Regions from separate parts of the Homo sapiens genome. Here region 2 is linked to region 1. A link is a loop called in an ENCODE intact Hi-C map of the cell type or tissue named here. Cell type or tissue: mammary epithelial cell. All regions are shown on one strand. Links, peaks and the distances in the headings refer to the core of each region. The heading gives the core; the rest is flanking DNA. Region 1 overlaps FAM20C (FAM20C golgi associated secretory pathway kinase). Region 2 has its middle 29 kb from the start of FAM157D.

Region 1 (2,902 bases), core at 245-2,744:
AGGGCCCCCCCATTCCCCAGTACAATCCCACCCAGCAGCTACCCGTCCTCTCTATGCACACGGGAAGATGTCCACAAGCCCCATTCCCCAGTGCAATCTCACCCAGCAGCCACCCATTCTCTCTATGCACATGGGAAGATATCCATAGCGCCCCCCCATTCCCCAGTACAATCCCACCCAGCAGTCACCCGTCCTCTCTATGCACACAGGAAGATGTCCACGGGCCCCATTCCCCAGTGCAATCTCACCCAGCAGTCACCCATTCTCTCTATGCACACTGGAAGATATCCATAGGGCCCCCCCATTCCCCAGTACAATCCCACCCAGCAGCCACCTGTCCTCTCTATGCACACGGGAAGATGTCCACAAGCCCCATTCCCCAGTGCAATCTCGCCCAGTGGCCACCCGTCCTCTCTATGCACATGGGAAGATGTCCACTGCCTTTCAAATAGGTTCTCCCCATCTGGAACGCTCTCCCCTTCCTGCCACCTGCCCTGAGCACCTCCCACCACTTAACCCACCAACTTTAGACCAAAGGTGACAGTCTGCTTCTTCCCCGGCCTCGCTGAAGAATCCTATCGCCCGGATATCCGTCAGTATACAGGACTCATTCCTATTGATTCATCATTATTAATCTACGTCACTAGTTAACATGGCTAGTTAATGTGATTAACGTGCACTAGTTACACAAGTTAACATGCACGAACAGAGTGCCCTGTGCCTTCATTATTTCATGTTGCTGTCAGCACTAAGAGTTCGGGGCCACACAGACCCTCGGACGCCACTGGGTTTTGCCCACAGTCTCTCCCCGGGTCACAGCACGAGACAGAGGCGATGTTCGTATGCAGTTGCCTCCTCAGAAGGACTCCAAGAGATGCTGGCATTTCTTATGAAATAAGCGTCTTACATAGAAAGATGGCTGCTGTCACAGAAATACTAATGGACTTTGGTGCCAGGCCCCAATCGGTGTGGCCTTAGGCAAGCCACATAACCCCAGACAGCTCCGGCAACCCACTGGGAAGCTCTAGAAGGAAGAACCCAGAGCAGGTCTGGAGAGACAGGGAGAGACGGCCCTGAAAGAGAGAGGTGTGTGGCCCGGGCCTGGGGGTCCCAACACCCCGCAGGGTGCTCATGGGGATGGAGACTGGGTGCAGCCACCACTCATCCTTGGTTTCTCGTGGGAGCAGGAACCCTTTCTAACAACAACCCCAACCTGACTTTAAATTAACCAGTTCCACCTCCTACAGACCTGTGGACCACAGAAACACATCCAGGTGTGAGATGCTGCCGTCAGCGTGGGCCCCCATGTTGCCGCCTTTGGCCCTGGTCATCTCGTCCGTCAAGAGGGCCAGCGTCTGTCCTTGGGGGTCACGGTCAGGCGGTCCCCCTGCTCTTCACAGCCACTGTCTGGCCTCAAGGGTCAGTTATTCCTGAAGACGAATGGGGACAGCTGTGTGTGCTGGAAGTAGGGCCTCACCCAAAGAGGGCTCAGATGTGGAGAATGTGACACCGGGAGAGCTCAGGTCACCCTGTTCTTCCCACCGCACACATCTCCAAGCCAGAGAGGTCTGCTCGGTGTCCCAGACCCCGGGTGCCCACACCCAGGCTCATATACCCATTCACCCTGGGCACCGAGGGACCTGGTTTTGAGGAAAAGGACATAGTTGGCCAGCAGTGGGCACCCTGGGGCTGGCATCAAGGAGGCTAGAACTGTGGGAACCTACTGCGAGGTAAGGGGCTGGAAGAGCTGGGAGCCTGCACCTGCTCTGGACCTGGATCTGCCAGTCCTCGACTCTCCTGGAGGCCTCAAGTGACAGGCAAGGCCCCATCAGCACTGCCCAAAGTCCCGTCCATCACACACCACCCTCAGGACACTTTCGCCAGAACCGCCTCCACCCCAGACTGTTATTTATTCCACGATTTTCTTCAAGGCCCCTTTTATTTTGAAAGATCTGTTTTTTAAAAGAAAACTGCAGCCTTGCCCCAGTGGGGACCATGTCTGCATCAGAAGGAAAGTCGGCAGGTGCGCATCGGGGCACACTCCTGCAGCTAGGGGGCTGCTGTCTCTGCTCAGCACGGGGAGGCCGGTGCCTGGGTGGCCCCAGGCCTCAGCAGCATGAGCTTTTGCTCCTCACCTTCCACCAGACGGCTGGGAAGGGAGTTGAGTGCGGACTGAGCTATTTGCCGCCTCCTCCAGGCTCCACTTGAAATCGTCCTTTGCAGGTGGTCATTGTCCTTCTTTCAGGATAACCCAAGGTCCCCCAGCCCTGGGGCCATGGGCGTCCAGCTAATTGGGCATCTTCCCTTTTCTCTCTCTAGGCCGGCCGAGCGAGGCCCTGGGACCGTGACCTGCAGGGGCAGTTGCCACCTGGGGTGGGTGGGAGGGGGAACAGTGGCCTTTCTGGAGCTGGCGCTGCCTTCCAAGGAGCCCTGCTCCCAAGGAACAGACACGGTGGCTGTGCCCTCCCAGGTACCTGCAGGCAGCTCCCTCTCGTGGGCTGACCCAGCGGAAGCCCTTTGTTCCTTGAAGCTCACCCGCTGGTTAGTCCTGGATTCTAGCTGGACTCATTCTTCCCCTTTTGGCAGATCAATCAGTGTCAAGAACTTTGGTCCTGCAGAGTCATTTTTCTTTGTTCAGGCATGTTCTCCCAACCACAGTCTTTGTCCCAATCTGGATGGAGCAATTATGAAGTCTGTATTTCAGTCCAGAAGCTGCCCGAATCCTCACATGCCAGTGGGATGTCATTCATTCTTTGCATCCATAATTGTGCATGATAGAAATTTAATTATCGCCAGCCCCAGCCCAAGGCACTGCATGCCCGATTTCAAGCTGAATAGAGGTAGATAATATCCCAAGACTCTTTAAAGGTGGCAATGGCCGGTTACCAGGCAGCCAGGAGCC
Region 2 (2,902 bases), core at 287-2,786, 140 kb after region 1:
GGGAGGTGTTCGGGTGGGACCTTGGGGCGTGGCCCCTTGCTCTTTTGTTGCCACTCTTGATTTTTAAAAGCATCGTCTTGTTCAGTTAGTACACCTGAAATCTGCTTTTATACAAACGAGTTAAAGCTCAGCCTTAGCCGTGGTCCAGTGGGGCCTGGGGAGGGCCTCTGCACAAGATGCACGGGGCAGACCCCACAGCACCTGGCAGGCCAGCACCCGGGGCCCAGCGGCCTAGTTTGGCCACAGCAGGGAACATGCTGCCTCCACCCCTTCCCCGGCTGGACCACAGAGACCTAGATAGTAACTAAGCAGAGACTCATGTCCTTGCTGTCTTTCATGGCGTGATTAAAGGGCCCTGCCCCACCGGGCGCTGAGAGCTCTGAGAGGAACGTCTGCTCCTGGCTTCTCTGGGAAGTGGGGCCCAAGTGAGGCTGAGCTGTGTGCAACATGCAGGACATACAGGCTCAGAGTGGTGGGGACAAAGCAAGGACAAAGCCTCACGACAACGGAGCAGGTTACAGAGCTGGCTGTGACTTCAGATGAGTCACGTGAGGCTGGCATGGCTGTGCTCCCTTGGGCATGCAGTCTCCCAAGAAGCAGCAAGAAGAATCCACCCTTCAGAACAGCCTGCAAGGGGGAGCACCCTCCCTGCCTGCTCCTCTGTCCAGAAAGCTGCCTCCCCACCCTTCAGCAGTTCCAGGAGGGGCGACTCCTCCAGGCCTGAACTGAAGGGACTGGGAGTATGGAGCACTGAGCAAGAAGAAGGGAGGGGGGCTGAGAGGAGGGGGCAGTGCACATGTCTGTGCTCTCAGAAATGGTGGAAAGTGACAGCCCTGGCCCCTAGATGTCCAGAATTTAAGAAAGATTCTTGGAATTCACACACACAAGCACAGAAACGCACACCCAACACCCCTTAGCCCCTGCTGGTCATGAGACTTATTATTGGATACCTGGGAGTCTGCATGTGTCAGATCCCAGTGGTGACAAACCCGCTGGGCCCCCTTCCCATCACTCACTGTCCCCAGGACAGAGGCATCACCAGGCCTTTGTCCCTCTGCTGGGGCAGCTGGGTTGGTGGGGAATAGAGGGGCAAGGGAGAGACCTGGGGCTTCTTTTCTCCAGCGTCACTCTGGGGGGATGAACATACTATGCATTTCTCCTCCTGCGATAATCAGGCCCCCAGGCCTGCCCCTGCACTGCAGCTCCCACCTGGTGCCTGGCTGCCTCAAGCCAGCAAGATGCCTCAGCCTCTGGAGGTGAAGAGGAAAGCTAGCTGTGCCCCCTCGTGGAGAGCTGCTGGTTTATTCCTTAGTGATGGGTCCTGAGCATTGGCCTGATTATTTTATAACAGACTGATATCTTTCTGGAGCCCCTGAAAACACAATTTGCTGCCATGAAGCATGTTGTTTCCTTGCTAAAACAGTAAGTTGTTTTCCCCAGCAATTCTAACAGGCAGAAAACCCCATCTCAGCACATCAGCATCCCTTCCCTACCCCAGGAAGGTAAGAGAGGGCTGCAGGAAGAGGAAGGAAGTGCTAGAAAGCGGCTCTTCCCCGGGGAGCAGCGGTCAGTCAGTCTGCATCCTCCTGGGAGCCTGGTTCCTGCAGTTCCCACGGCCGCGCTGGGTAAAGCTGGCAGGGAAGACAGACCTCTACCGGGGCAGGGCCCTGCAACTTCTTTCTCCTGTGTTAAACTGTTCTCAATGACAGAGGCTGCCACGATGGTGACACTGAAGAGCACTGGCAAACGCACTAGCTGAGTAACAGACACTGTAACCAGCTGGCTGCAGCATTCGGAGTGGGCAGGTGCTGCCTGACTGCAGGGGCAGAGGGCCACCTGTCTTCTCTATACCCTCCTGGCATTTCAGAGCCCTGGCCGGAGCCTGCCTTCCTGGCCATGGTTGTGAGCAGGGAGGCCTGGGTGTACACATGTCCATGTGTGGATCAGCAGAGGGGTAGAATGGGGCCTGTGTTTTTTTACCCCATCCCACCCGATGGCCTACACTGGAAAGTCATGTAGGAATGAGGAAGGTGAAGAGGGTTCTTGCAGCTGACACCAGGCTGCCCAGCTTAGGTTGGGCCTGACCTCAGGACTGAGCCCAGCCCCCAGGGTAGCTCCAGTGCTCACCGTCGTACCCCATGATGCCCTACTGTGTTCACAGGGGAATGAGGCAGCTCCCCACACACAGAGGGCTCCCAGGACAGGTCCTGCCAAGGGTGTGACTGATGACCTGCTCCCCGAGTCCAAAGTCCTGGCTGAGGTCCAGGCAGCTGTGTCAGGGAGGGTCACATGGCACAGGCCAGGAAGCCCCTGCCCATGGGGCTAGCATTTACCATCCACGAATACGCTCCCTTTCAGGGTGCCTGATAGTGGTGAGGGTCAGATCGGGCATGATGGAAGTCATGGCCAGGGCAGGAGGTAAAGAGGATGCATGGTCTCCTGGCCTCGGAGAGTTTGCAAAGTGCCCCTCGGATCTGTCACGGGCTGGAGAGCAGAGCACGCGGTCACTGCGCTTGGTGGCTCCTACCTGTGGGGGCTCCTCGCCGCTGGACCAGAGACAGCTTTCTGGGGGGCCTTCTGCTGCTCGCTGATATGGCCAGCCTGGCCTCTGTCTTAGACCGGGCACCGCAGTCCCCAGACCCAGGCCCTGGCCCCTGACTACCCGACACCTAGCATTGCTCTGTGTCAAGTAGCAGAGGCGCCTCTGTTCGTTACTTAAAGAATGGATTTGTTTCTGCTGACTCCAGAAACAGCAGTGCACATGAACCACTGTCATCGAGGACAAGGCCTCCTTCTCCCAGGCTGACCACAGGTGGGCACTGCCAGGAGCTCTGATCACTGTGTTCTCTGCACATGTAGGACGAGCTGAGCAGGCCCAGCTCTTTCCTCACGACTGCGTGCG

Evidence for each region. A loop is a pair of places that touch in the nucleus more often than their neighbours do. Peaks named below come from ENCODE experiments on the same cell type or tissue, not always from the same donor. Only the 100,000 strongest peaks of a DNase experiment are listed, where the experiment ranks them.
Region 2: a loop joins it to region 1, with 11 times the contacts of the local background. A loop is called at or near these places in 4 of 110 quality-filtered maps.

Annotation. Positions count from the first base shown.
Region 1 is chr7:199,702-202,603 of GRCh38, reverse strand. The region is part of intron 2 of FAM20C (FAM20C golgi associated secretory pathway kinase); the gene reads right to left. Among named protein-coding and RNA genes, the nearest start is that of FAM20C, 8.6 kb to the right of the region's middle. RefSeq lists a silencer at 2,100-2,270. In mammary epithelial cell, for the core only: CTCF peaks have their summits at 1,687 (motif pointing right) and 2,520 (motif pointing left); no DNase peak of the experiment used is centred there.
Region 2 is chr7:62,597-65,498 of GRCh38, reverse strand. No RefSeq gene overlaps it. Among named protein-coding and RNA genes, the nearest start is that of FAM157D, 29 kb to the right of the region's middle. In mammary epithelial cell, for the core only: a CTCF peak has its summit at 1,276 (motif pointing left); no DNase peak of the experiment used is centred there.